2 separate regions of the Mus musculus genome follow, and region 2 is linked to region 1. A link is a loop called in an ENCODE intact Hi-C map of the cell type or tissue named here. Cell type or tissue: heart. All regions are shown on one strand. Links, peaks and the distances in the headings refer to the core of each region. The heading gives the core; the rest is flanking DNA.

Region 1 (15,796 bases), core at 4,387-6,886:
CCCCTCTCAGCTATGTAAGACATTTACCAGAAGAAAAAACAACCAATAATAACCTATTTATAAAAATAAGTATCTAAGATAATAAAACATTAGAACTGTAGAAAAGAGAAGAAATTTACACATTTTAGGAATGAAATTGAATAAAGGTCATCAAATATTTTGAAATGACAGATGAATCAAACTCAGCATATTTGTGTCAAATGGAATGTGTTCATCAAACAGCATGAATCTCCGCATGAATCTCCGCATGATCTCGGGGGAAACAGGTATTTGCTTCCTCGCCCACATGGAATGAATCCAGGACCCTCCAGTGTTCCTGACCATGGGTGTGTCTCCTGCTTAAGTCAAGGCTTCCTGTTTTAGAGACAGCTGTGGCCTTTGCTTTCCATCTGTCAGGTAGGAAGTAAAAATTGTCCCTCAGGGACAGTTCTTGGACGATACACTTAACACTTCACCTATTTCCCACTGGCTATAATTTTGTTGCACAGCTCCTCTATCTACTGAAGAAACAAGTACACACATTCCTTTTGTGTTTCCCCTAGATAATCAGCTACTCCTTTAACACTGAAAGATAATTGCCTTTGGAAAAAATCTGGGTTGAAGGTCAGTCAGAGTTCCTGATGTCTCGAAGACTTTTTTTAAAATTTTTTTTATTAGGTATTTATTTCATTTACATTTCCAATGCTATCCCAAAAGTCCCACACACATTCTCCCACCCACTCCCTTACCCACCCACTCCCACTTCTTGGCCCTGGCGCTCCCCTGTACTGAGGCATATAAAGTTAACTTTTTTTTTTGTCATCTTTAATAGTGATAGATTACATATATACCAAAAATTGTTTTTACCAAAAATAAATCTCTTTATGAATAATGATCAGCCAATGTTTGATTTATGTGCCTATCTTTTAGAACTATATACTCAGGATGATATAAAAATTTCTCAGCTCAAGAGAGTCACAGGTAGAAAAAGCCTATGAAGCCCACTCTGAGGAAAAGTCCAAAGTATGAACCACTGACGGAGAGAAACTGAAGCCTCCACTCAGGCAGCAATGCCGTGAGGAGTGCAGCAGAGTCACAGGTGCTGGGGCCTTCCAGTTTCCAAGGCTCCTTCCTTCCTGTTCTTACAAATCTGCAGACTCAAAGCTGGAGAGAGAACAATTGGTAACGTACATGTCACACAAGACGAGAACCCAAGTCAACTCTCCAGATTCCAAGGTTTTAAGAAAATCCAGGTGAAGGGCTAGAGAGACAGATAATTGCTCCTCTTGCAGAACTGAACTGAGTTCAGTTCCCAACACTTACCTGAGGTGGCTTCCGACTACCTGTAACTCCGCTGGCATCTAACACCTCTGCTCTTTTTTTTTTTTTTCAATTTAGCTATTTTTTTTAATTAGGTATTTTCCTCGTTTACATTTTCAATGCTATCCCAAAGGTCCCCCATACCCACCCATCCCCCCCAATCCCCTACCCACCCACTCCCCCTTTTTGGCCCTGGCGGTTCCCCTGTACTGGGGCATATAAAGTTTGCAAGTCCAATGGGCCTCTCTTTCCAGTGATGGCCGACTAGGCCATCTTTTGATACATATGCAGCTAGAGACAAGAGCTCCGGGGTACTGGTTAGTTCATATTGTTGTTCCACCTATAGGGTTGCAGTTCCCTTTAGCTCCTTGGGTAATTTCTCTAGCTCCTCCATTGGGGGCCGTGTGACCCATCCAATAGCTGACTGTGATCATCCACTTCTGTGTTTGCTAGGCCCCGGCATAGTCTCACAAGAGAGAGCTATATCTGGGTCCTTTCAGCGAAATCTTGCTAGTGTATGCAATGGTGTCAGCATTTGGAAGCTGATTATGGGATGGATCCCTGCATATGGCAATCACTAGATGGTCCATCCTTTCGTCACAGTTCCAAATTTTGTCTCTGTAACTCCTTCTATGGGTGTTTTGTTCCCATTTCTAAGAAAGGGTAAAGTGTCCACACTTTGGTCTTCGTTCTTCTTGAATTTCATGCGTTTGGCAAGTTGTATCTTATATCTTGGGTATCCTAAGTTTCTGGGCTAATATCCACTTATCAGTGAGTACATATTGTGCGAGTTCCTTTGTGATTGGGTTACTTCACTCAGGATGATACCCTCCAGGTCCATCCATTTGCCTAGGAATTTCATAAATTCATTTTTTTAATAGCTGAGTAGTATTCCATTGTGTAAATGTACCACATTTTCTGTATCCATTCCTCTGTTGAGGGGCATCTGTGTTCTTTCCAGCTTCTGGCTATTATAAACAAGGCTGCTATGAACATAGTTGAGCATGTGTTCTTCTTACCGGTTGGGACATCTTCTGGATATATGCCCAGGAGAGGTATTGCGGGATCCTCCGGTAGTACTATGTCCAATTTTCTGAGGAACCGCCAGACTGATTTCCAGAGTGGTTGTACAAGCTTGCAATCCCACCAACAATGGAGGAGTGTTCCTCTTTCTCCACATCCTGGCCAGCATCTGCTGTCACCTGAGTTTTTGATCTTAGCCATTCTGACTGGAGTGAAGTGGAATCTCAGTGTTGTTTTGATTTGCATTTCCCTGATGATTAAGGATGTTGAACATTTTTTCAGGTGCTTCTCTGCCATTCGGTATTCCTCAGGTGAGAATTCTTTGTTCCGCTCTGAGCCCCATTTTTTAATGGGGTTATTTGATTTTCTGGAGTCTACCTTCTTGAGTTCTTTATATATATTGGATATTAGTCCCCTATCCAATTTGGGATAGGTAAAGAACCTTTCCCAATCTGTTGGTGGACTTTTTGTCTTATTGACGGTGTCTTTTGCTTTGCAGAAGCTTTGCAATTTTATGAGGTCCCATTCATCGATAAAGTTAACTTTTAACGTGAAGATTTGTCAACTGCTTTTTTAGCATCAAATGAGATAATCGTGATTATTTTCTTTCAGTTTGTTTACTTAGTGGATTACATTGATGGGTTTTTGTATATTGCATCATCCCTGAAAACCTGGGATGAAGCCTACTTGTTTATGGTGAATGATGTTTGTGATGTGTTCCTGAATTCGGTGTGCAAGAGTTTTTTTATTAAATATTTTTGCATTGATACTCATGAGCAAGATTGGTCTGATGTTTTCTTCTTTGTTGGGTTCTTGGTTTAGGTATCAGCGTATCATGGTAACTGTGACCTCAAAGAAAAAAATTAGGTAGGGTTCCTTCTATCTCTATTTCGTGAATTAGTTTGAGGAGACTTGGTAGTAGGTTTTCTTTGATGGTCTGGTAGAATTCTTCACTAAAACCTCTTGACCCTGGGCTTTTTTTTTGGTTGGGAGGTGTGGGGAGCCGCCCTCACATTCGCCGTTGCAAGATGGCGCTGACATCCTGTGTTCTAAGTGGTAAACAAATAATCTGCGCATGTGCCAAGGGTAGTTTTCCACTACATGTGCTCTGCCTTCCCCGTGACGACAACTGGGCTGATGGGCTGCAGCCAATCAGGGAGTGACACGTCCTAGGCAGAGGATAATCCTTAAAAGGGACGGGGTTTCGCCATTCTCTCTCTTGCTTTTGCTCTTGCTCTCTTGCTCTGGCTCTTGCATTCTTGCTCCTGAAGATGTAAGCAATAAAGCTCTTGCTTTTGCTCTTGCACTCTTGCTCCTGAAGATGTAAGCAATAAAGTTTTGCCGCAGAAGATTCTGGTTTGCTGCGTCTTTCCTGGCCGGTCGCGAGAACGCGTGTAAGAGGGAGGATTTTAATGACTGCTTCTATTTCCTTATGGATTATGAAACTGTTTAAACACTTTACCTGACCTTGATTTAACTTTGGTACATGGTATCTGACTAGAAAATCATTCATTTTCTCTATAGGGAGAAGCTATCTGGTTTCATAAGAAAATATCTAAATGCTTATTTGTATGTGCATGTGTGTATGTATATATGTGTATGTGTTTGTGTCTGTGTACATGCACACGTTTCTTATTTTGTTCTGTCTTGCCCTTCTTTTTGAACTACAGTGGCTTCTTACCCTTAGCTAGAGATGAACAATAGATTAGGATGAAGGTAGAGAAGAGAAGCAGAAGGTGAGAAGCCTAAAATGGAAATGGAACCTGAAAGAGGAATGGCATCCAGTGAACATGGAGTTAGTTGTATAGAACATAATTCCAACATATGCTCTTCCTGTAAACAGGGCTCATAGGAATGAACACATATGACAAGATGTAGGCCTCCCTCATATGTGTATTGTGTGTACATAGAAACAGTGAGGAAAAAAAAAAAAAAAACACAGGAGACACCAGAATGGTATTTTACTGACTTGGGCATACTTTGTGACTTGGGCATACTTTGTGAGACTAAACAAGTTCTTTAAACTCAATAGCTTTAATTACATCAGTGTTTAAGACTCATTTGCCTTACAAGACAATTTTATTAAGTGACATATTAATAGAACATATTAAGTTCATATTAAACATATCATTTAATAGTATATTGAATAATATTGAGTCCATACATAGACTAGTATGTGGTCACCACTTACATTTTCAAAGGTTTTACATTCATCAACACTTTATTTCAAATACTTCACAGAAAAGAGAGAGTTAAATGTGAAATATCTCTGTTGAAGATTATAATGGGTATGCTTACTTGAATAAAACTCAGTAACCATCAAAAATGTTATATGCAATGTCACTCACATGTGTTACATATGAGTGAAAAATGTGTCTTAAATAATGTAGTGTTCGGTACAGCCTCATATTCCATAAGTGCCATGTTACCCTCTCGGTATGTTTTCCTTCTAAGTTCCATTTCAGGTCAAATATCAATTATGAGCTCTATGTCATGAGCTATTTTATTCGTAAATTGACTTGTGAATTCTACAAACAGTTCGACATAGGGCTCAGCCTTTGGGTTGATATTAGATGCAGTTATCTTCTGTGTGAGAGAACCCCCTGTCTGGAAGATGGCCTTGTTGGGCATCAATGGGAGGAGATGCCTTGCTCCTGTGAAGGCTGGATGCTTCAGTATAAGGGAATGCCAGAGCAGGGAGGCGGGAGTGTGTGGGTGAGTAGGAGGAGCACTCTCACAGAAGCAGAGGGAGGTGGAGGTGGAATGGGATACAGGGTTTGGGAGTGATGGGGACCTGGCAAGGGGATAACATTGAAAATGTAAATAAAGAAAACATCCAATAAAAAAAAGAAATCCCTGGCAGATTGATTTTGGAAATCAACCTGATTCTTTGCAGTAAAAGGAGCTATCTGGAGCCTGTTTGTCATCGGGGAAATGAGGGAGGATGTCACTCCCAGTGTACAATGGGCCAAAGTGTTTATTTCCTCTCGTGCTGATTAAATTTTAAAGGGAAAGGTTAAAGTGTGCAATACCCCACAAACAGAACATTGGGCCCATATGGTCCTGCATGTTCTGTAAATTTGACAATACTGTGTGAAAGGACCATTTCCAGGACCTCCACAGCAGGAACTGAAGCACGCTCTAAAATTAGATGGCAATGGGGAAAGTCTCTGAGGGAGGTTCAAAAATGTTCTTTTGTTTGTTTTCTTTTGTGTCATTAAGTAAATGTTGTAAATCATTAGGTCAAAGGTTCTGGGATGTTTCCAGCAGCCAACTCCCTTCAACACAGAACAGGAATTCCAAAAGAATTGGAGGGAGCTGAAAGGAATGCTTGGCTAAGAAGAGCAGGGACAACAGTAAGCTAGTATTCATTAAAAGACAACAGCCAGAAGAAACTTTGCCAAGCTCTCTGCTAAGGACAAGGGCTAGACACTGACAAAAGTGACAGTTGAGGATTTACTGAACACATCTATGAGAAGCTTTATTTTGAGGGTGAACTCATGAAAGTGGGAGGCAAAAAAGGAGGATGAGCAAGAAGAGGAGGAGAAGACAATGGATTTAGGAAGGGAGATGAGCAGGAACACAGGAGACAGAGAAGACAGAGAGCCTCCTTTAGTCCCTGCCCACATACAGATCCCTAGCTACCTCACTAATCCAAACTGATCTGGCTCCAATGCAAGGAAGCTGCTTCTAAAATGTCCTTACTGAATGAAGTTCTCCCTCTGCAGTTCCTCCACGTGGAACAGTCACTCATGCCTCAGCTTGCACTACAGCTGAGCGGCTACATGCTAGTCAGTTACGGGTGTAAGAAGAATTTATCAATCATATCCTGCCAATAGATAGTTTGTCATTGTAGATATTACTAAATAATGATGGAAGAGGTAATAAATTCACATGGACTTGAGCTTTGTACACAGAGATTAAAATGGATCAATTTGCATTCTTCTACATGCAGACTGCCAGTTGAACTAGCACCATTTGTTGAAAATACTTTGTTTTTTCCACGGGATGGATTTGGCTTCTTTCTCAAAATTAAGTGTCCATAGGTGTGTGGCTTTATTTCTGGGTCATCAATTCTATTCCATTTATCAACCTGTCTGTCTCTGTACCTATACCATGTGATTTTATCACTATTGCTCTATTTTAGAGCTTGAGGTCAGGGATGGTGATTCTTCTAGAAGTTTTTTAACTGTTGAGAATTGTTATTGCTATCCTGATTTTTTTGGTATTCTAGATAAAGTTGAGAATTGCTCTTTCTATCTCTGTGAAGAATTGAGTTAAATTTTGATAGGGATTGCATTTTTTTTTTTTGGTAAAATGGCCATTTTTTACTGTAAATCCTGCTGATCCATGAGTGTGGGAGATCTTTCCATCCTCTGTGGTCTTCTATGATTGATTTCTTCATTCAGAGACCTGAAGTTCTTGTCATATAGATCTTTCACTTCATTGGTTAGAGATCCATCAAGATATTTCATATTATTTGTGACTATTGTGAATGGTGTAATTTCCATAATTTCTTTCCCAACCTGTTTATCATTTGTGTAGAGGAAGGCTACTGATTTCTTAGAGTTAATTTTATATCTTGCCACTTTGCTGAAGTTGTTTGTCAGCTATGGGAGTTCTCTGGTAGAATTTTTGGGGTCTCTCATGTATACTTTCATATCATCCACAAAGGGTAATATCTTGACTGTTGCCTTTCCAATTTGTATCCCTTCGACCTCCTTTTGTTGCCTAGTTGTTCTAACTAGAACCTCAAGTAATATATTAGATAGGTAGGGAGAGAGTACACAGCCTTGGCTTATCCCTTAGTTTAGTGAAATTGCTTTAAGTTTCTCTTCATTTAATTTGATGTTGGCTATTGGTTTGCTGTATAATGCTTTTATTATGTTTAGGCATGTGCCTTGGAGTCCTGATCTTTCCAACACTATTAACATGAAGGGGTGTTGTATTTTATCGAAGGCTCTTTCAGCATGTAATTTCATCATCTACCAATGAATAATTTTCCCTTCCAATTTCTTTGTGCTTGTTCTTTTCTCTTGACTAATCACTTGATGTGAGCCAACAAGCCCCAAATTCAGACTAACCGCGGTTTTTTCTATTATACACTCACAATGCCGTTGACTTCTGACACTAGATACTTGCCCCTTTGGGAGAATTATTAATAGACTTGATGGGAAAGGCCTGTCTTTCAGATAGTTCTGGGTTTCTCTATGCAGCATTTATTTTTTGCATGTTGTTGGCCAGAATTTCCCTTGAATGAGAAAGATAAGCTTTTCTGACGCACAGCTAGGATGCTAGGACATAGGATAAAAGTATTTCAGGTGTTACTAGTTGCTCACATGAAAATGAGGATTTCATCAAAAGAATACACAATTCAAATTTTTACTTCCATTTCTAGAGCTAGGTTTAGTCATAAATTAGTAGTCCAATCTGTAGGGGGAGGAGATAACTAAAATCTGGTTTCCTAATTGTTTCTTTATTGGGCCAATAAAGATAGCAGAAGGTAATTGCTGAGCGAACATATAGAAGAGGGTTTTCTGGGTCCCAGGATGAAGAGAAGGTGAACAAATAGAGAGATAAAGGGCTTTGGGGGCCAGGCTTTGGAGGACAGGCACGGAGACCATGTGGACCTGGGGGCTATGAGAACCGGTGGCAGCCTCTGCCACTGGATGAATTCTAATATAGAATAGCTGATGGGTTTAGGACAATAGATTCTAAGCCCAGTGGTTGTGTCATCTTGTTGACTTAAAAATATTAAGATTTTCTGGTGTTTTTCATCCACAATGATTCAGGTGGGCAAGGGAGAGGGCTCAGCTGAGAGGTTGTCCTTTGCAGTCACAGTTGGCAGAGCCAGCCACCAGAGCTGTCGGCCAATGGAACACATATCTCGAGTGGTAGACAGAAAGAGGAATGGGTGGCTCTCAGGAAAACACCAACTGGCAACATGGCGGTGGCTGTTTTGTGATCATAGCTGGGAACTTGGACTAAGCAGGCATTTTAGAATTTACAAGCAACAGATGATGTCCAACATGGTAGTAAAAAATCCACTACTAATTTAGGATTCTCAGTGATATCCAATAAGGCAATTCTCTGATACATATCCAGTTGGAGCCATGGATCCCCCCACATGTACTCTTCAGTTGGTGGTTTAGTCCCTGGGAGCATTGGGGGGGGGGGGTCTGGTTGGTTGATATTGTTGTTCTTCCTATGGGGTTGCAAAACCCTTCAGCTCTTTCAGTCCTTGCCCTAACTTCTCCATTGGGGTCCCCACGATCAGTCCCATGTTTGGCTGAGTGCATCCACATCTGAATTTGTCAGGCTCTGGCAGAGCCTCTCAGGGGATAGCTATACCAGGCTCCTGTCAGCAATCGCTTCTTGGCATCAGCAATGATGTCTGGGTTTGCGGTCTGCAGATGAGATGGATCCCTAGGTGGGGCAGTCTCTGGACGGTCTTTCCTTCAGTCTCTGTTCCACTCTTTATCCCTGCATTTCCTTTTGACAGAAGAAATTCTGGATTAATATTTTTTAGGCGGGTTGGTGGCCCCAGTCCCTAAACAGGGGTTGTGCCTATCCACTGGATATGGTCTCTACAGGTTCTTCCTCCTCTTTGTTTGTTGGGTATTTTGGCTAATGTCCTCCTTGTTGGGTCCTGGGAACCTCTTGGGTCCCCAGCATCTGGGACTTTCTAGTGGTTAATCCCAGTTCCTCCCTCTCCATTGCTGCATACCTCCTTTCAAACCCTCTGTACTTCTCAGCTCACAGGCTCTGAGCTCTCCTGCTGTGAAAAGAGACAGGATAGTGGCTCTGAGGCAGAGAGCCAAAGTAAAATCAGCCTGCTTCCTCCAAGCAGGCATATCATAAGATACAATGCTAAGTTTGGTTTAGTTGTTTTTAAAGGAAAGAGAGAATATAGATTTTGCCTGAGACAAGTGGGGAATTCTTCCTGTGGTTCAGAACTAACACAAAGAGTTTGGACCCAAAGGTGCTGGGACTCCTGCTGTGCAGAATAAGGTGAGCTAGGGGTAGGTAGAGAGAAAGGGCTGCTGCCTTCAACAAAGAACATTAAGAAGATTGTGTGAAAACAGATATGTTTTGGGGAAGTCTTGATGTCTTGCAGGATAACTCATATTCTTTGAATGTGGTCTCTACAGGAGTTTTGGGTTAAATATCCTGGCATGACAGATTAGAAAAAGCCTATGGATTGCCTCTCTGCAGACAGCATAGGCTGGGCATGGGGCAAAGTGTTTTCCTCTACCATGAAGAGTTTCTAAAACTCTTCTCAAGAGTGACAACAAATGTGTATTTATACAGGCTCATCCCATGCTCTTGCTGACTAGGTCAACTTGCCCTGGGAAGGCACAGACAAGAGTGAGGGTTCAGTGAATGTCCCAATGTCCCTGATCACCCAGCTGCAGTTCTCCTGCTGCTGCTTTTGCACTGCGGTTAGCATGGTGGTTCAGGCGAATCCATGAGAGTCTGAATAGTTACTCAGCACTTTTATTGTCTGTAGCCAAGCTCCACAGAAAAGGTCTTTGGTCCGTGGCTAACACTGCCAGTAGATGGACCTTGGCACAGCAAGTCCAGCCAAGTCTGCAGGGCCACCTAGGGAGAAACGAATGAGCTGTAACATTGTTTAAATCATTGAATTGTCCTTTGACCTCCACATGTGTTCTGTGGTTTCCTCATGCCCACACACAATAAATATTTAAATGATACATAAATAAATGTTAAACATGTAAAAAGAAAAAGAAAGAGCCTATGAATAGGCTCATATAGTATTTGTTTAGTTTATTTCATTTGTTTCAAATTGTTTTAATTATCAAAATTTATGATTTTGAGTTTTGTGGTTATTGTATTATTCCTCTGGGAGAGAGGTCAAGCTAAAGGTTTTTCTCATTACTGGCTAAAGGACATGCTAATTTGGGAGAAAAGCTTTATGTTTGTGATTTTATAAAAGGTAATTAGGCTTTGGATCCCTTCCAGAGCTGAATGGATCGGATATGACAGGGGGAGGTCCCCTGAAGAACTAGAAAATTTCATGAAAATCAAACAGGAAAGGTCAAGAATCTTTGTGCTGTTGTGCCAGGGAAATATTAATGATCTCCCAATACACAGACAGGAGCTGATCTGATGCAACTCAGAGCAGGGCCGTTATTCTAGTCAAGTTAGCTCAGCCGTCCCACCCCACCCCAGTGCACTGCCTGCTGTCATGCAGGACGGTTTTGGTCGTGGGGGAGCCTCCGAATGTCTATGGGGCAAGGTTTTATAGTAAACAGCAAGCAGGGAGTACCTGAGCAAGCATCTAATTGGAAAGCTACTGTGGCTGGTGTTGGAGTCATGTCATAAACTTAACTTCCGCTCCCTTCTGCATTGATGGTCCTTAGGCAGAAGGTGGGCTTGTAACCTGGGGTGCAGGTTTGTTGGGGGAATAACCTGGAGACACTGGTCTTGTTGAGGGTGTAACCTGGAAGCACTGGCCTTGTTGGGGATTAGCCTAGAGACTGGAGCTATGCTCAGGTTTTGTTGGGGGGTAACTTAGAAACTAGTTCTAGGTACTAGCCTGAGTTTTACCTGAGTTCAAACTTAGTTCAGGTTCTCTAAACTGGAGTCTGAACTTAAATGGTTTGGCATCTCAGTGTCATCCTTCACATGGCATGAATGAAGATTTATGATTAGCTATTATTAAAATTGGCTCATAAAAAAAGACTGTCTTTCACATGCTCAAACAAGGAGCAGAATTTCATTCTTAGCTCGTCTGTACACCCTACACAGACTCACACAATCCATACAGATATCTTGACGATACTTAAATTCCCTTTTGAGATTTGTATATTGCAGAGCGTACAGCTTTGGTGAGATTTATCCTCAGACAGGCTGAACTCACCTGCCGGGACTGCTAGTGGAATGGATTCCAAATCATCTTGCCTCATTCCGCCTTTCAGAAGGATCCAGTCAGAACTTAGGCATCAGAGACTAAATAGCAATTGTTGTTGACTTGGCTTTCTTAAGGCCTAGCCAAATCTCCTATTTTTCCTACTTTTTCTTCAGCTTTGAAGAAATGTCATCCACCCTATTCAGCAGGAATAAGTTGTGGAGAATCATTATTCCTTGCTTTTGGATGTCTGCTTATAATTATTTAATAAATTATAATTAGGTTGTCATTTTAAGAGATAATTTGGAAATGGTTTTAATTTTAAACAGGGAGGAAATATATCAGATAAATTACTAAATGCATTGAACTAAGCATTGTGTAGCCATAATCTTAATTGGTTGAAATCTTTATTTTTTAAAGAATTTTATATCTATCTATATCTATATCTATATCTATATCTATATCTATATCTATATCTATATCCAAATATCTATATCTACATCTACATCTACATCTACATCTACATCTACATCTACATCTACATCTATATCTATATCTATATCTACATCTATATCTATATCTACATCTACATCTATATCTATATCCATATATCTATCTCTATCTCTATCTCTATCTCTATCTCTATCTCTATCTCTATCTCTATCTCTATCTATATGAATACACTGCAGCTGTCTTCAGACATAGCAGAATAGTACATCAGATTCCATTGCAGATGGTTGTGAGCCACCATGTGGTTGCTGGGAATTGAACTCAGAGGTACTGCTCTTCTCGTGCTCTTAACTGCTGTGCCATGTCTCCAGCCCTGGTAGAAATCTTTATAATTGATGCAAAGTTGAAGTTATATGTTCTTATGTTAGTACAGAAATTAGCTTAATATAGAATTAAGATTTTCATTGGTATAAATCTGTATATTGATACAAAATTTGAGATTAGTATTGTTATTCTTAGACAGGTATTGTGCCTATGCAAGTCTTTCAAGAATAAGAATTTAGAGACAGATAGCAAACTCATAGTTCTGAGTTAATAATAAAAGGGTGGTTTTGAGATACTTCAATTAGAAATAGCTGAGAGTAGTTAAAGGGCAACAGTTCAGATATACTTTGCATAGATAGATATCTTCAAAAGCATCAGAAGTCCACAGAATGTGAAAGCTAAGACATCTCATTATTAAAAACCATTTGTCTAGAGACAGGTCTGCTCCTGACAGCACCCCCTTCACAGTTTGAAGAGGACGTTGCACATCATTACCTCCAGAAGGTTGCTTTCGTGGCAGGGCAGCCATTAGGAAGAATTGCCCTAATTCTCTACAGGCAAAAAATACTGTCCATAAAAGGACACAAGATGCAGGATAGTTGACAGCTTAGCTCTGCCAATACAGAATAAGCTAGTCCTTCATAATAATTTCGTACTTGGCTTAAGGTCTGTCTAGAAGGTTGAAGACAATTGTGACAACATTTTGTGGAATAGAGGACTGTGAAGGTAGGCAGCTGTCTCTGCAATTTGTTTTAATTTTGCAAACTATGTTTAGTGCTTCCTATATTTTTCAGGTAACATTTAAGTTGTTTCCAGATTTCTGGCAGGGTTGAAGACTGTCCGTAGTCTCTTAGCCAACCCTCGCTATTTAAAATTGAGAGATATGATATAGATTTGAGAGAATGGTTTTTAGATGGTATAAAAGCTAAAGCCAAGACATAACTTGGGTGTAGAATTATAAGCCTTTTAAGGTAAGCCACATGTGCTGTTGCAGGGTGGTGCTGGCTAAACAACCAATGTTGTTTGGGTAAACAACCAATGTGTACATATGCAGTAAAGTTTTTCACCAAGTCACTGCCTGGCCTGGGCATGATAATGAGGCTCAGTAAGGTACTGAGAGAGAATCACCAATCAGATGGGAGACATGAAATGAGGTATGATAATGAGGCTCAGTGAGTTACTGAGAGAGAATAACCAATCAGATGAGAGACATGCAAATGAGGTATGATAATGAGGTTCAGTGAGGTACTGAGAGAGAATAGCCAATCAGATGAGGAACATGCAAATGAGGTGTAAAGCATAACCAATCCAGGTGTGAGACATGCCTCTCCTAGGCCTATGTAAGCAGCACCAGTTCTGGGCTTGGGGTCTTTTCACCTCTGCAATCAAGCTCTCCCAATAAACATGTGCAGAAGGATCCTGTTGTGGCGTCTGCTTTGCTGGTGAGTCGGGCGCTCACAAGAGTAGGATAGATGGTAGAGTACTCTCTTATTCAGGGTTTCTATTCCTGCACAAAACATCGTGACCAAGAATCAAGTTGGGGAGGAAGGGAATATTCAACTTACACTTTCCACATTGCTGTTGATCACCAAAGGATGTCAGGACTGGAACTCAAGTAGGTCAGGAAGCAGGAGTTGATGCAGAGGCCACGGAGGGATGTTACTTACTGGCTTGCTTCCCCTGGCTTGCTCAGTCCGCTCTCTTATAGAACCTTAGACTACCAGCCCAGAGATGGTCCTACCCATAGGGGCCTTTCCCCCTTGATCACTAATTGAGAAAATTCCCCACAGATGGATCTCATGGAGGTACTTCCCCAACTAAAGCTCCTTTCTCTGTGATAACTCCAGCCTGTGTCAAGTTGACACACAAAACCAGCCAGTACAAGTACTTTATCTAAATTTACAAATTGATGGACTGGATGCCATTTGTACCTCATATTGTGTAGTCTACTTATCATGATTTTTTAAAAATTTATATCTGAAAGAAGATATAGATATAGATATGTGTATATATATGTATATATGTATATATGTACATATATACATATATATACAGAAAATGTAAGATGTAAGAGAGAAATTGATAATTAAAATCTGGTTCCCTAATTGTTTTTAATTGTTTCTTTTCATTTTTGTTTTTTTTTTGTTATTATTTTGTTTTTTGTTTGTTTGTTTGTTTTTTGATATCACTTGAGGTACCTTCTTCTTTTTTTATTAGATATTTTCTTTATTTACCTTTCGAAATTTATCTCCTTTTCCATTTTCCCCTCCGAAAATCCCCTATCCACTCCCCCTGCTCCCCAACCCACCCACTCCCACCTCTTGGACCTGGCATTCCCCTAAATTTGGGCATAGAACCTTCACAGGACCAAGGGCCTCTCCTTCCATTGATGACCAACTGGGCCATCCTCTGCTACATACGCAGCTAGAGACACAAGTACCACCATGTGTTTTCTTTGATTGGTGGTTTAGTCCCAGGGAGCTCTGGGGGTACTGGTTAGTTCCTATTGTTGTTCTTCCTATAGGGCTGCAAAACCCTTCAGCTCTTTGGGTACTTTCTCTAGCTCCATCATTGGGGACCTTGTGCTCTGTCCTATGGATGATTGTGAGCATCCACTTCTGAATTTGTTAGTCACTGGCAGAGCCCCTCAGGAAACAACTTTATCAGGCTCCTGTCAGCAGGCTCTTATAGGCATCTGCAATAGTGTTTGGTTTTGGTGGTTGTTTATGAGATGGATCCCCAAGTGGGGCAGTCTCTGGGTGGTCATGCCTTCCTTCAGTCTCTGCTCTGAACTTTGTCTCTGTAACTCCTTCCATGGGTATTTTGTTCCTCCTTCTAAGAAGGATTGAAGTATCCACACTTTGGCCTTCCTTCTTCTTGAGTTTCATGTGTTTTGCAAATTGTATCTTGGGTATTCTGAGCTTCTAGGCTAATATCCACTTATCAGTGAGTGCAAATCTAGTGACTTCTTTTGTGATTGGGTTACCTCACTAAGAATGATATCCTCCAGAACCATCCATTTGTCTAAGAATTTCATAAATTCATTGTTTTAAATAGCTGAGTAGTACTCCATTGCATAAATGTACCACATTTTCTGTATCCATTCCTCTGTTGAGGGACATCTGGATTTTTTCCAGCTTCTGGCTATTATACATAATGTTGCTATGAACATAATGGAGCATGTGTCCATATTACAAGGTGGATCATCTTCTGGGTATATGCCCAGGAGTGGTATTGCTGGGTCTTCTGGTATTATGTTCAATTTTCTGAGGAACCGCCAAACTGATTTCCAGAGTGGTTGTACCAGCTTGCAATCTCACCAGCAATGGAGGAGTGTTCCTCTTTCTCCATATCCTCACTAGCATCTGCTGTCACCTGAGTTTCTGACCTTAGCCATTCTGACTGATGTGAAGTGGAATCTCAGAGCTAAACAAAGAATTCTCAACTGAGGAATACCAAATGGCTGAAAAGCATCTAAAAATTGTCCAACACCCTGTTTCTTGATTGGGTCAATGGAGATTGCAAAAGCCAATCACTGGGCGAAGGATAAGTTGGGATTTCTGGGCCAAAAGGGAAAAGAAGGTGATGCAGAGAGGATTGGAGATTTAGACCAGGCTGTGGAGCAGAGAGGAAGCACAGACATGTAGGTTTTCGGGAGAAATAGTTTGTGGACTACCCATGGCCACAAAAGAGGAGGGGGCAGGATATTCTTCTCTCAGCCATTGAGTTATCTGGTCAGTTTTAAAATAATAAAAGTATCTAGTGTTTTCCTTCCTTGGGGCTAAAGGAGGTAGGTGTAAAAAGCAGGCTGCCTTGGGTGGCCAAGTG
Region 2 (15,796 bases), core at 2,518-5,017, 120 kb after region 1:
TTTGATGGAGACATTTTCTCAATTAAAATTTTCTCCTCCCAGATATATCTTGGTTGTATCACGTTGACGAAAATCAACCAACACAGTCATCAAACCGTCACACCTACTTGCATGTCAATATAGGCATTTGTGGTGATGTAAGCCAATCATTTCTTTCTCAAGAATCTGTCTCTCTGCATTTGCAGAAAGACTCTGGTTCTACTTTTTTCTGAAGTTTTCCTTTGTCATACACTATTCCAGATGATTCAAGCAAAAGATTGTTTCTAATTAATATCACAAGTGCTTTTTTTATGTAAGAGAGACAATGTGGCTAATTGTAAAACATCTGGAGCAAACAAAAATACAGAGACAAGAAGTGAAAGATGCATGCAGATGGGGAGGGTTGACTGAGGGCAGGAGCCTAGGTCACTTGTGATGCACAATTCACTAAAGTATGACTTATTTTCAGTTTGATCAAAAAATGTTTAGTGTGTCAGTCAGATTTCTCCAGATAGAATGACTCTCTCTTTTTCTCTCTCCATATATATGGAGAGAGAGAAAGAGAAAAAGAGAGAGAGAAAGAGAGAGAGGAGAGATTGACATAGACATCTGGGAAGAGAAAATCTCAAATATATATATATATGTGTGTGTGTGTGTGTGTGTGTGTGTGTGTGTGTGTGTGTTTATAGAATGACTTTTAGTTGATCCAATCATGGCTGCCTATGAATGGAAAATTTATGAATCCAGTACTTGTTAAGTTCATGAGGCTCTATATCTAAGGTTGTCCTCAGTATTTGGAATCCTCAAGAAGTAGTCTCTAATTCCAGTAAAGGAATGGACTTGCTTATAAGGGTAAGAGCAAGCAGGAAAAGGGAGAGGGTTTTCTTCTTCCAAGTCCTTGATACAGGATGCCAGCAGAAGGTGTGATTCAGATTAGAGGTGGATCTGCCAACCTCGGAAGACCTAAATTGAAGATTTTCCTCCCCACCTCAAAGATCTATATTATAAGTGAGTTTTCCCTGCAAAGCTTCTGCAAGGCAAAAGACACCGTCAATAAGACAAAAAGACCACCAACAGATTGGGAAAGGATCTTTACCTATCCTAAATCAGATGGGGGGGGACTAATATCCAATATATATATAAAGAACTCAAGAGGGTGGACTCCAGAAAATCAAATAACCCCATTAAGAAATGGGGCTCAGAGCTAAACAAAGAATTCTCACCTGAGGAATACCAAATGACTGAGAAACACCTGAAAAAATGTTCAACATCCTTAATCATCAGAGAAATGCAAATCAAAACAACCCTGAGATTCCAATTCACACCAGTCAGAATGGCTAAGATCAAAAATTCAGGTGACAGCAGATGCTGGTGAGGATGTGGAGAAAGAAGAACACTCCTCCATTGTTGGTGAGATTGCTAGCTTGTACAACCACTCTGGAAATCAGTCTGGCGGTTTCTCAGAAAATTGGAGATAGTACTACTAGAGGATCCCACAATACCTCTCCTGGGCATATATCCAGTAGATGTCCCAACCGGTAAAAAGGACACATGCTCCACTATGTTCATAGCAGCCTTATTTATAATAACCAGAAGCTGGAAAGAACCCAGATGTCCCTCAACAGAGGAATGGATACAAAAAATGTGGTACATTTACACAATGGAGTACTACTCAGCTATTAAAAAGAATGAATTTATGAAATTCCTAGGCAAATGGATGGACCTGGAGGGCATCATCTTGAGTGAGGTAACACAATCACAAAAGAACTCAAATGATATGTACTCACTGATAAATGGATATTAGCCCAGAAACTTAGTATACCCGAGATATAAGATACAATTTGCAAAACACATGAAACTGAAGAAGAACGAAGACCAAAGTGTGAACACTATGCCCCTTCTTAGAATTGGAAACAATCACCCATGGAAGGAGTTACAGAGACAAAGTTTGGAGCTGAGACAAAAGGATGGACCATCTAGAGACTGCCATATCCAGGGATCCATTCCATAATTAGCCTCCAAACGATGACACCATTGCATACACTAGCAAGATTTTGCTGAAAGGACCCTGATATAGCTGTCTCTTGTGAGACTATGCCGGGGCCTAGCAAACACAGAAGTGGATGCTCACAGTCAGCTATTGGATGGATCACAGGGCCCCCAATGGAGGATCTAGAGAAAGTATCCGAGGAGCTAAAGAGATCTGCAACCCTGTAGGTGCAACAACATTATGAACTAACCAGTACCCCGGAGCTCTTGACTCTAGCTGCATATGTATCAAAAGATGGCCTAGTCGGCCATCACTGGAAAGAGAGGCCCATTGAACACACAAATTTTATATGCCCCAGTACAGGGGAACGCCAGGGCCAAAAAATGGGAATGGGTGGGTAGGGAAGTGGTTGTGGGGGGGGGGGAAGAGTATGGGGGACTTTTGGGATAGCATTGGAAATGTAATTGAGAAAAATACGTAATAAAAAAATATTTTAAAAAAAGTGAGTTTTCCTATGTCAAATGATTTAATAAAGAAACAATTCCTCAAAGATGTTCCCAGTCATTCGGGTCTTAGTTAATTCCAGGTGTAATCAAGTTGACAACAAAGAATCTAAGAATCAGTACAGAATTTTTAATTGAAACAAAACAAGATGGAATTCAAATGGGGAGAAGAGGGAAGGTAGAGAGGCAAGAGAAACAGTTTGTAAGCCTGAGAAGAGTAGACAGTTGTGATTCATAAACATTGATAAAGGTCATGGGATTCGTGAACTTGTTGGAAACCATCTGAGAATAGCCAATCAGAATCTTTTCATAACAACAAGGAAAACATTTTACCCAGAATGAACAACAAAGAGAGTTCATGAGTGAATATACAGTAGATATCTGAGATTAGCAAACCCTATTAAAAATTAAAATCATTAAAGAAATTGGGCTGTAGCGACATAAGAACTGTAAACAGCATGATTTATACCATCCCTTGTCTATTGAATTGTGTGTGTTTGAGGGGACAGTGTGTATGGTGAGATTCTCTCTTGATAGCTGGTAGGACCTAGGGATCAAACTTAGGCCCTTTATGTTTGTCAGCATGCAAACATCTCTACTCACTAAGCAACAGCCTCCCAGAACATTTCTCTTTTTCCACATAAAACATTTTTCTTTCCTTCTCCCCCTCTTCTCTATCTTCTCCCACAGACCTCCTCCTCCATCTCTTCTCCCTCTTCCTCCTCCTCCTCCTCCTCCTCCATCAAGCACATAAGGCTAATTCCCTAACACTGAGGTATGGCCTCAGTACTCCCTTTTTACTTTTTATAGTTTTAATTTTTGAAATTATAATATAATTACATTATTCCCATTTCCTCTTCCTCCTTCTAAACCCTCCATATTGACACACTTGCTTCATTAAAGTCCATGGCCCCTTATTTCTTTAATCATTGTTACTCACATATTGCTAGCTCCTATTTTTCAGCGACTTAGTGGGAAAGTTCCTTTCATGAATGGAAGGCGCCCCCTGGTGGTCAGGTTCTCTGGGCCTGTCTATAGCACTTGAAATTGAAATGAGTCTGTATCTCAAGAAGGTATCCATATCTGTTACTCATGAGAGTCCAGCATTTGGAAAGAACATACTTGTAGATAATGGATATTGTCATGCTGCCAATATGTATAGTAAACACCTAGTAGGAGCTGAGAACTACAGTTAGAAAAACAAGATGCTGTGAAATACAATGTAAATCACATGTACAGTGGCTTCCAGTACTATTCCTTTCTCCTTTGCTCCTTCATAATACACTGCATATATACATATATATATTTACACAATTAGTAGGTAAGCTAAGTCTTCCCTCTTCCCCCTGCTACACTAAGAACTCCTGACTTAAAGAGCAGCTTTAACTGTATAAACTTGCTTAGATAGAGAATCAAAGCTATGTGTATTCTTATAAGTGTCAAAAGTTTATTTTTTTGTATCATTGTGAAATACTGGTTTATTGCAATGCATTATCATTTCTCTTATCTGTGCAAATACTATTGAGTTAATATCTTTCCTTCTGCCTGTTGATATTTGCACAGTTTCTAAATTCTGCATGCACAGATTCTCTCTTTCTTTCCTTTTTTTTTCTTTATTCCTTTTTTTACAGTACAGACTTGATCCCCCTTCCCCACCTCTCCCCACATAATACCTCACAACCCCCAACCCTGATTTCCACCCCCCTACCCACACCTCATCATTCCTCCCCACTCCCTGGGGCCTCAAGTCTCTCAAAGATTAGGTGCATCTTCTCTCACTGAGGCCAGATCTGGCAGGAAGTCCTCTGCTGTATGTAGGTTGGAGGCCTCATATCAGCTGGAGTATGCTGTCTCTTTGGTGGCTCAGTGTCTGAGAGATCTCGGAGGTCCAGGTCAGTTGAAACCACTGGTGTTCCCACCAGGCTGCCCTCCTCCTCAGCTTTTTCTAGCTTTTCCTCAATTCAACCATAATGGTCCCTTGCTTCAGTCCATTAGGTGGGTGCTAGTATCTGCATCTGACTCTTTCAGCTGCTTGTTGGGCCTCTTAGAGGACAGTCATGCTAGGCTCCTGTCTGTAAGCATACCACAGCATCAGTAATGGTCTCAGGGCTCCTGGCTTCCCCTTGAGCTGGTTCCCAATTTGAGCCTGTCACTGGAGCTCCTTTCTCTCATGCTCTTCTCCATTTTTGTTCTTGTAGTTCCTTCAGACAAGAACAATTCTGGATCAGAGCTTTTGACTGTGGGATGGCAACCCCATCCCTCCACTGGAGGTGGACTCTACAAGTTCCCCCTCCCCACATGCACACATTTTTAAATTCTCTGAATTGCAGAGTAATAACAGAGAGCAAGACAGTAGTTGCCTTGGGACAGGACGTAGGGGTAGGGAACAGAGTACAAAAGCCACAAGTAAATCTCTGAGTTGTATGTGATCCTAAAGTGATGGTCTCAAAGGTTGATATAAAAATGGCAAAAATAAATCAAACAATGCACTTTAGATAGGGACAATTTTCACATTACACTTCAATTATATCTTAATTAAATAGTTAACATGTCCAAAGCTCTATTAGAAAGTACAAACACTATTAAACGGACTTCACCGAGTGGTTAGAGCTCCCTGTGCAGAATCTTATATTTGAAAATATGCATCTCATCTGAAAGATTGGGACAGGACACTGATCAGAGAAGTCAGCCTGGGTACGAAGCCAAGACAAAGAAGATACAGAGGAGGAAAAGGAAGGGGAGGGGGAGGAGGAAGGGGGAGAGGAAAAGGAGGAGGAGGAGAAGGAGGAGAGGGAGAAAGAGGACAATGATGAGGACTGCACAGAGTCAGGAATAGCAGGAGGTGGAGTTCTTTCAGGATGTCATTCTCTGTCAGTTTGGGCAGTGTACTGTCTACCTGTGAGCCTCGCCTCCTACACAATCACCAATGTGGGATTTAGAGATTTTCTCCTGAAGGAGATGTATGCACAAAAAGTTTAAAAGTTATTTATGGTCTGTTCAGGAATGTTGCTCTCCATCATTCTCGAGAATCTTAACTCTGAAGAAAACAATCTACATGGTACACTCGAATAGTTGAGTACTGAGTCAGGACAGTGAGGTGGTGTGGTATTTTGGTTCTGACAGAGTTTTTTAAGGCAAAATTTGAATGGTAGTTTCAATAGCTGTGTGACACAATCAATTAAAGTCTCTCTTTTTTCAACAGTAATGTAATAGGCATTAATTTAAGGAAGGGAGGCAAGTGAGTTACTGAGGACTTACCTTCTATACCCAATGCTCCTGGCCCTACATCTAGATCCAAAATAAAATAAATTATGAAAAATGGAGCATTTAATGTCATATCAGCAATGTGAACCCAAATGATAAGAAAGTAAACCTAAAATGTTTCCTATAAACACTATACTACATACAGACATCACACACGTACACACACACTCCTACCCCAATAGCTCTTTAAAATAGAACAGGTATTGTAGTGATGTCATCATTTTTCTCTTTCTCACATAAATAATGATGAATATTACTTTCTTATCAATCTTCAGGTTTTTAGATACTAGAAAACCTTTAATGCCTATTCCCAAGAATTGACTAAGAAAAATTCTTATGATTCTCAATTTTAAGGATTGTGGGTTTTTTTTTATATTAAAACATCTTAAGATCTTCAGATGAACATAATTAGTTCAGTTTCTCAGGAGTTCCTTGTAACTCTCAAATAGACACAACTCATTGAACTAGGGAAGATATAATAAGGAATAAAATTTGTGAGTTTTGCCAAATATTCCATACTTCTTTCTTCTCAATTTGTGTGCAATGTGGCTTATCTTTTCCATTCTCTCTGTCTCTCTGTCTCTGTCTCCTCTCTGTCGTCTCTCTCTCTCTCTTCCTTCCTGTCAGTTTCTTTCTCCCCCCACCCCCGCCAGTATTTACAAGTACACTTTATGTTTGCATGTGGCAGCATGCATTGCTAATAACTACAGGAAATCAAAGACATGCACATGTGTACTACTTTAGCAAGCATTCAGTTCATGTCATGGTTTCCCCAGTTCTACTGAAGACAGAAATTGAGGACACAACAATGCAAAGCTTACGATTTCATATTCTATTTTCAACCTTTATTTGTTCCTTTCTGAGTTTCTAGACAGAAACATGTCACAAATCTAGCCTATCAATAAACGCTGTACCCATTCAAACTGTTACTTACATTATATCTTCTTTCCATGTCTGAAAAAAATTAAGGAAACACAAGGGAAAAACTAGTCTAATGATTAAGCAGAGTTAAAGATATGTGGTCATAAACTCTTAATTTACTGTTATCTTCGGTAATTTATCTATATGTCTTGCCTCTTGTTTTATCATCCATAAAAACAAAGGAATGTTACATATAGTTTAGGATTAAAAAATAATTAAATTCTTTGCAGAAAGCCCATACAATTGTTCTTGAAATAAAAGACATGCTGAATAATTGTCAAAGAAATAATTATAATTTAAGGAGTTGCTTAATATTTCCTGGAGCCAAAATAAAATTTCCCCAGCCGATTTCTCTCTCCCTTGAACATAAGTCTTTGAGAAAGATGGGTAGTTGTTCAACCTTTCATTTCTCCGCTTGTGGTCATCATTTGTTTGTTCTATAGTTAATTTCTTAACCACTGTGATAAAACACACTGTAGAAACAGGTAAAGGGGGGGGGAGGGTATGGGGGACTGTTGGGATAGCATTGGAAATTTAATTGAGGAAAATATGTAATAAAAAAATATTAAAAAGAAAGAAAGAAAGAAAGAGAGAGAGAGAGAGAGAGAGAGAAAGAAAGAAAGAAAGAAAGAAAGAAAGAAAGAAAGAAAGAAAGAAAGAAAGAAAGAAAGAAAGAAAGAAAGAAGTAGAGGGAAGAAGTGTTTATCCTGACTCTTGGTTCAGGGGATCTAATCCAGTATAGCAGGAAGGTATAAGGTGAGAGTATCCTATCCAGTCCTGCAGGAGGGAGAGTCAAGCTTGTCATTTTTCTCTGACTAGGAAGCAGAGAGGTCAAGTAGGAAGCAGAACCAGGCTATATGTAAACCGTACGATCTTGATGTCTCTGGCTCCCAGGAATCTACTTCTTGCAACCAAGTGCAACCTCCTAAAAGTTCTCCATTTCCCATGATAGTGCCAACAGTTTTTCTATGCTGTACATCAATTCAGTGTTGTCCATCATAAAAATTATAAAAAAATGTTGGATAGTTATGAATTGGTGGAAGGATCAAGGGCTCCCAAAGAGGACAGGGACTCCCCAGGAAGATCAACAGAGAAAAGTAACAAGTTTCTTTTGGGGGCTTCAAGTGACTAAACTACCAACCAAAGAGAGAGCACAGGATGGACTTAGGATCTCTGCACACATGTAGAAGATGTGCAGCTTTGTCTTCATGTGGATCACCCGATGGCTGGAAATGGGGCTATCCCTGAATCTGTTGGCTGTTTGCCTGTGGATCCCATTCCCTTGACTGGACCACGAACTCTGGCCTCTGGTGGGAGGAAGTGAAACTCATCCTGTGGTGACTTGATGAGCTGGGGCTGGGGTAGGGGGTGAAGGGAATGGGAGGGTAGGGCGTGGGGTATGTGGGGAGATGATACATGGGGGCTTCAGAGGAGAAGGGATGGAAGAATAGGGGCAGGATCTTCATGGGGAGTGCTGGAAGGATGCTGCCATGTGGAGTGAATAAATGAAATTCTAAAATAGTGTGGATAATTATATTACAGTTTGTATGTATTTATATTATATAAATTAATATTAATAAATTAATATTCTTATCATACTTCCATATTCCTTGGTATTTCCTAGACATTAGAACAGGTTCCCCTGTTCTAGAATATCATTGGGCAAATACATGTGAATAAGCGTGTAATTATGTCCAAAATGTTTTAGTAAAAAAATTTCTAGCAATGTTTTAGAAAATAAACCTAACAGCTAACAAATTGCAATCCTGAAAAATGTTTGGAAACCTCTACCAGCATAAAATTTACTTACAAAAACAAGGAGAAGCTTTATCAGGTTAATGTTAGAGATAGAGCTTGGGTGTACTTTGAAGACGTTTTGCTCTGCATGATATATAGACAGTGGAATTGTGCTAAATAATATCATGTGTTTCTTCTTCAAAACCAAGGAAAGTAAGTCATTAAAAGGTACTAATGTTTTAACAGGAAGTAAAGAGCGGACAACACCCCTCAGGAGTTTTCTTCTGCCTTAAACAATCCTTGTGATATTTAAGTACATTGCCTTGTGTGTCAACATAAAGTGGTGTTTAAAGTAAAATATTCAGAATAAATTTGGTATTAAAACCAGATACTGAAAATTTTTTCAGATATATAGATACTGATTTTATCATCAGCATGTATTTCATCGCTCTTCTTTATATTGTAGCCCTAATATTTTACCTAAAATACCTCTCTCAATTTCAACCACATGCTATAGCTGTAGGGTTTTGAAAATCCACCAATCCCGGGGTTTGACCCCAGATTAGGTCACAAAATTCCACCAATCCCACGCCACTGTGGAAAGCCACCCCTCCACACACATACACACAAGAAATGTATATAAAATCAGTCTCCTCTCAAGTTCTTTTCTGCTTCTCATCTGAGTAGAGGCAACCACCCTCTTGAGTTTTTACCAATTAATCTGTGTGAGGTTTGTTGTCCAGATTGAATTTGTGATATTCCTTGGCTCTCAACTTCTAGGGTACCTTTCCTTTCAGAGCTACAATACTTATACTGGGAAAACCTTTTCCCCCAGAGCTGTAACACTTACAATAGTAGGAGGGATTCTCCAAAGACACAGAACAAGATGTGTATCTATATACAGAGATTTATTTTAGGGAAATGGTGGGGGCTGGCAATTCTGAAATCCACAGAGCAGACTAGTAGGCTGAAAATTCTGAGAACTGATATAGTCAGAAGCCCAAAGACTGAAAACTAATTTAGATTGTATATGTTATAATCTGGAAGTAAGTTTTTTCCCTATTTGGTGCGCTCCATCTCTTCTCTTATGACCTCCAGCTGGTCATATAGGACCTATATATGTCATAAAGGACAATCTGCTTTACTGGCGACTCTACTCATATAATATAATGCACACTTAGAATAATATCTCATAGAAATGTACAAACATATATATATGACTAGACAACTTGGCATTATGACCCCACCATATTAACAGTTAAAATCAATCAGCAAGGAATAGACTCTAAGGACTATGGGCATTGTTCGATGGCAGAATATTCTAGAATGGACTAAACTTGGCTACAAAATCAGCTTGTGACTTTACACTATCCATAAATATGACCACATCCTTCTATCTATAGAAATTGATGCAGGGCTATATATAGAAGGCAACTCACTGTCAAGCGTAGGAATTTTGTTTAAGATATTAAAGAAAGCTTACTTGTCAAATAGCTTAGAAACATTGAAGCTTAGCTTAAAGCTAAATCTGTCAGTGGCTTTGCCAGATGAAAATTCACCCAAAACTAAGAATATAACTGAAACGAGAAGAAATTCTGGCTAGGTGACTTTTAGGAACAAAAGAAATTATGTGTAGAATATTGGAAAAGCTTTCACATGTTTATTTAGAATACTATGCCATAAGTAAATATCCACATGCAAAAAAATTAAGGTGCACCTTGGTTTCAGCCCATACACAAAAAGAAGATCAGGAGCCCAAGTTCAAGAGCTATAGAACCACTAAAGGAACACACAGATGTAAATGTTATGGCTTTGGGTAAGGCAATGGTTCTTAGATATGATCCCAAAGCAAATAAAAACCAACTAAAAATGGATAAACCTAACCATATAAATTTCTCTGTTCTTGTTTTTACTTTGCATATTTTAATATGTACTAACAAGAAAGCAAAAGAAAATTTACAATGTGGATGAAAAGATTTACAAGTCGCTGATCTAATAAAAGACACCTAGAATTGATTAGTAACAGTTAAAATTCATTAATAAAAAAGATAACCTCAGTAAAAATAAGAAAAGGATTTGGATAGATATTTCTAAAAATACCCAATAAGCAAATAAAAAACTATTGAACATTATACCTTATTACTCCAACAAAAAGCGGAATCACTATCAAATTATGTTATTAGAATGGCTCTAGTCAATATCACAAACAGCAATGAGTGTCAATGAAGAAGTGGAGTCAATGGAACCTCATTCACTTCTGGCATAAATACACAGTCTGGTAAAGTCTTTACTGAAGAACTTTTTGACTGTTTTTTATCAATAAATGTAGAGTCACCATGTGACCTAATAATTCCAGTCAGACATGTGTCTCCTAGAAGAAAAATGTCTTTTAAAATCCAAAATCCTGTGTAAAACTACACACAGCAGTAATATTTAAGGTGATAAAAAAGGAGAAGTAATATAATACAATTGTTTATTGACAGATGAATGGACAAATAATATTGTAAATTCAGTGGAAATTTGATATTAATAGTGTGGTTGTTTCAATATGCTTGGCCCAGGGAGTGGCACTATTAGGAGGTGTGGCCTTATTGGAGTAGGTGTGACCTTGTTACAGGAAGTGGGTCACTTTGGGGGTAGGCTTTGAAACCCATACCAGTTTTCTTCTGTCTGAATTCAAATCAAGATGTAGAACTCTTAGCTCCTACAGTACCATGTCTGCCGGGGTGCTGTCATGCTTCCTGCCATGATGACAGTGGACTGAACATCTGAAATTATAAGCCTAGCCTCAAATAAATGTCACCCTTTATATGCATTGCCTTGTCATGGTGTCTATTCACAGCAGTGGAAACCCTAATTAAGACAATTAGGAAGTTATTGGTACATGAAAAACATGGATAATCCTTAAAAATTTAGACTAAGCAAAGGCACCAGTCATAAAGAGCATATGTTATATAATTGCACATACATAAATTATGCAGAATGGAAAAAAAATCTCTTCTAGAGTCTCAAATAATAACTACTCTGAAATATAGTGGGGTACTGATACTACTGGACTACTACTAAGTAAAGGATTTCTTTCAGAAGAAAATAAGATGAAAACAGACTATGATGATGGTCACATAAGCATGAATAAACTAAAAAGGATTGAATTCTATACTTTGTGTGAACAATAAAATTATGAAAGTAGAATTAAAATATTAAATAGCTATATAAAATTTGACAAAATTGTTTTTCTTCAAACAATTTCAAAAATTGTTTTTCTTAAAACAATTTCATTTTGAAAAACTGTAAATTCTATTAATAGCTCTATTTTCATCTCTAAACCCTTAACTCTGTAACTTCCAAATATTTATGTATAATATATTTCATTTCTCATCTCTCACACTCTGAGGTTCTGAAACTAGGGAGAGAATTCTACCAACAGCATCTTTTCCTAGACCATGGATTAGAGAAATTTCATAAAACACTAGAATTGTTTTATAATTAACATGGCAACCAGACACATTGCATTTTTTCTTTAAAATTTCATTATGACACAAAGCTTGTAATCTTGCATTTCCTTTATCTGAAAAATCTCTACTTTCCTAGTTCACAAATGGAAAATACGATAATTTGAATGTTTATAATTACCTATACACAACCAAGGTGTCCACACATCTTCTAACAATGAAGTGATATATCTATTTGTGGAGGAAAAGATGGCAAACTTACTTCTGAATGTAGGTGACAGTTATTGCCTCTAATGAGAAAATAATGTCAGTTATTTTTATTTAATGTCATAAATGACCTTCATTCACTGAACTTTCTACACCTCCCAGAAAATGAAGGCATGTGACAGGAGTAGAACTATTTTGCTTAAGGATTAAATGATCAGTCAAACACACAGAGAAAGGCTCAGTAAATTTCTCTTGTTTGTTATACCTAACTGTAGACTTTGCTAAAGCTAATTTTGCTTTGATAATGGTTGCAGGCATTTTCTGCTATTGTTTATTTGTAAACAGCATGTATTGTTTTTCAGAGAAAAACTCTGTACTGTTTTCTACCACTTGTTCTTGTCAAACTAGTAAAAGAGACAAGGACTCATAGATACTGTCTACAACAATCTGATCAGAAATGAGGCTGATATCTCTCTCCATTTTCTGGAATACACATTCAGATATAACAATATCTGAATGCAGGGAAATTGTAAAGATAGGCCTAACGAAGAGAGAATAGCAAAATAATGCTTTGTGAGGTGAGATAAGAAATATATCATTTGAAGTATTTGGCACTAAAGAAGAATAGGAAAACACTCCTTGTCATCAAATGTGCACTTTCAATTTTCACTCCCTTCTATGTAGCTAATAGGAATTCTTAAAGTATCTTTATGTATTACCACATAAATCTTAGAATTAACATATCTAAATATTTTCTTTTTCTTATTTTAAAATATTTTCTAAGCATGTTTAATGACTTGTTTACAATGTAAAGCATGAATGGTAAGGAAAGCTTTATGGTCTTTGGGAGTCATTATGTGCCTTATCTCATTCCTCCTCCCAAATTTCCAGGCTTTGGGGAAGATAAATATTACTCTATGTAATTTATAAATAAAGAGATTGAGGTAAAGGAAGCTTGAGTGACTGGCCTACAACTTATGCTTTATAATTGAAGTGATCAAAAATAATATCACCGTTTAACCCTAAACTTGAAATGTTGTCTGTAAACTTATTATTTTATCACCCTTTAAAATTGGAGAATGTAATGATTAATCTTAATCAACTAGTCTTAATCAACTTAACTAGTCAATTTAATCTGGTCGTGAGTATAATTAGAATCACCATGGAAAAACACTTCTGGGTGTGCCTATTGGGGTGTTTCCAAAAAGGTTTAGCTGGGATGGCAAACACACCCTCAATATCGGCAGCACCATCCCATGGGTTCAACAGTGTATGAAAGAAGAATCTGAGCTGACCACCAGTTCACATTCATCTCACCATACTTCCTGACTGTGGATGCCATGAGTCCTGTCACCAGACACTACTGTGGCCATGTGTTCCCCAGTGTGATGAACTACTTTCCTTCAAACATTATCCCTTCTTCACTGAAAATATTTCTTGTTAAACTTTTGGTCACAACAGGATTATGAGTAACTGAGATTTAAGAGGTATGTGTGTGTGTGGCATGAGTAATGTTCTTTCTTTACACTGATGGACTCATGAAAATTCTGGAGCCTGGGTGGCTTTTGAACACACAGCATTGCTTAGCTTAAGCTGAAGCTATTTGCTCGTAGGTTCCTTTTCTTATTACTTCTGCATGTGCTTGCCTATAGGATTCAATACATGCATAGTGAATTTACTTCTGGTTAGAGTCAAAAGCAAGAGTTTTCTAAGAAATGCTCAAATTCAAGTGGTGAAGTCACCATGAATGAAAGAACTTTTCTAAGTAAAATATTTTTCTTCTACATAAAGTACAAAATTTGTTGAGTTTAAAAATGTAGCCAAACTCTATCTTCTAAAGGAGCCACACAAGGAAAAAGTGGTAGAGTATCTCAGACATTACTCAAACAAGCCTGTCTTGTGCAATCAGCGTATTTTACCTCCTATGTCTATTTCTATGGTAGTATAATAGCCCTGGGCATGTGGATTAATAAACCATTGAGACCATCTCTACATATCCCTGTGTTCTCTTTATTTGCATGCATGGCTGTGGTAAATTCCATCATTTGGGGAAGTGGAAAAATTGACAATGTCTGACTTACCATGTCAGATTTAAAAAGTAACACTGGAATCAGAACAACTGCTCAATAAATATGAAGTGTATAGTTATAACTGTTATGAGATTTATAATCATTGTGTTTATTTTTCAAACACAAATATAGTAAGCAATTATATGTTTGTAAGAATAAACACAGATATAATAAGCATATTATTATATTTCATAACTTTGTGAAATACAGCAATGATAGAATTATAGAGTGAAAGATTATTTTTCACTCTATAATTCTAAGTATGGGGGTTGACATTTCTTTGTGGCTACTTTCCAATTAATTACAATTAGTAATTATCTAGTTTGTTTTGGAATATATGAGGTGAATTTTTACAAGGTGGACTGAAGACCTGTGCCAGAACACACTAATTACAAGCTGCTTCAGTAACTAGCTCAGGCTGCCAAAACAAGATACCACGGGGGTGGCTTGAACAATACAAATGTTTTCTATTTCATTTCTTGAAGCTAGAAATCAAGGTCCTGCAATTGAAATTGTCAATGGGACTCTCGATATTTGCAGTTTATGAGTCTACACAAGCAAGCAAGCAAGCAAGCAAGCAAGCAAACAAACAAGAAAAGAAGAGAGAGAGAGAGAGAGAGAGAGAGAGAAGAAAGGAAGGATATTTTTCTCTCTGTGTCTCTCTTGCTGTCTTTTTCTCTGTCTCTCTGTCTCTCTCTGTCTCTTTGTCTGTCTGTCTCTGTCTCTTTCTCTCTGTCTCTCTCTGTCTCTCTGTCTCTCTCTCTGTCTCTCTCTCTGTCTCTCTCTCTGTCTCTCTCTGTCTCTCTGTCTCTCTCTCTCTCCTTTCTTTCTCCCTCTCCCCCTCCCTTCCCCCCTTTCAGGTTTTACTATGTATCGTCAACTGGCTGGAACTACTTTTGTAGACCAGACTGTTCTCAAACTCAGAGATCCACCTTTGTCTGCTTCCTAAATTCAGGGATTAAAATCATGTGCCCCAATACCAATAAATCTGTCACGGTATCATGGCTTTTCCCTTCCCATTATGACTTTCTTTAATTTTCACAACTTCTAGAAAACTGTCCAGATACAAACACACTCAACATTATGGTTTCAATATATCTATTTCTGAATGTATTGCAATTCAGTCTATAGCAGCTGTGAAGTCTAATTAGAATTATCATGTCTGTTTGAAAGACTGGTCTTAAGCGTTCAGAGTACTCCATATGCAGTCTTTAAGGAAAGGTGCCGCCACATGTTTCTTCCTTAATACAAACAGTCACATCCTTATACGGCCATGAGAAAACATCTACTTACATAGGGGAAGGTGTTCATCTACTCTACAAGAAAGATCCACCTTGTCTTTCTAAAGCACAGTATCAATTATAAGTAGAAAATTAGAAGAAACTGACAATATGCTTGAGTTAAAAGTACATCTGGAGACTTAAAAATTAATTTATGAAGCTAGAGATGTCTATTAGAATTAGTTCTTTACATATTAAAAGTACACAGAACCATTTGCCATCTGTTTCTGTAAGTAGGCAGAACCCTGACTCAGCCCTGTGGCACAACTGATAATGGACACATAGGACTCTGTGACTCAGAAACTCATCAGGGATTGAAACAAGCAAGCTCTTCCGAATTCAAGTCTCCTGGGCCATCATTCAAATGCATTATTCAAGTAACTAATGAGACAAG

What was found. Hi-C counts contacts between places; a loop is a spot of excess contacts. Peaks named below come from ENCODE experiments on the same cell type or tissue, not always from the same donor. Only the 100,000 strongest peaks of a DNase experiment are listed, where the experiment ranks them.
Region 2: it touches region 1 in a loop (5-fold over the local background); 2 of 42 quality-filtered maps call a loop at or near these places.

The regions. Positions count from the first base shown.
Region 1 is chr5:17,918,819-17,934,614 of GRCm38, forward strand. Gm31612 (a long non-coding RNA gene) reads left to right here and starts at 13,372. Exons shown (of 3, transcript XR_389766.2): 1 at 13,372-13,410. In heart, for the core only: no CTCF peak of the experiment used is centred there; DNase peaks (open chromatin) are centred at 5,033 and 5,483.
Region 2 is chr5:18,039,734-18,055,529 of GRCm38, forward strand. No RefSeq gene overlaps it. Among named protein-coding and RNA genes, the nearest start is that of Gnat3, 85 kb to the left of the region's middle. In heart, for the core only: CTCF peaks have their summits at 3,487 (motif pointing left) and 3,694; no DNase peak of the experiment used is centred there.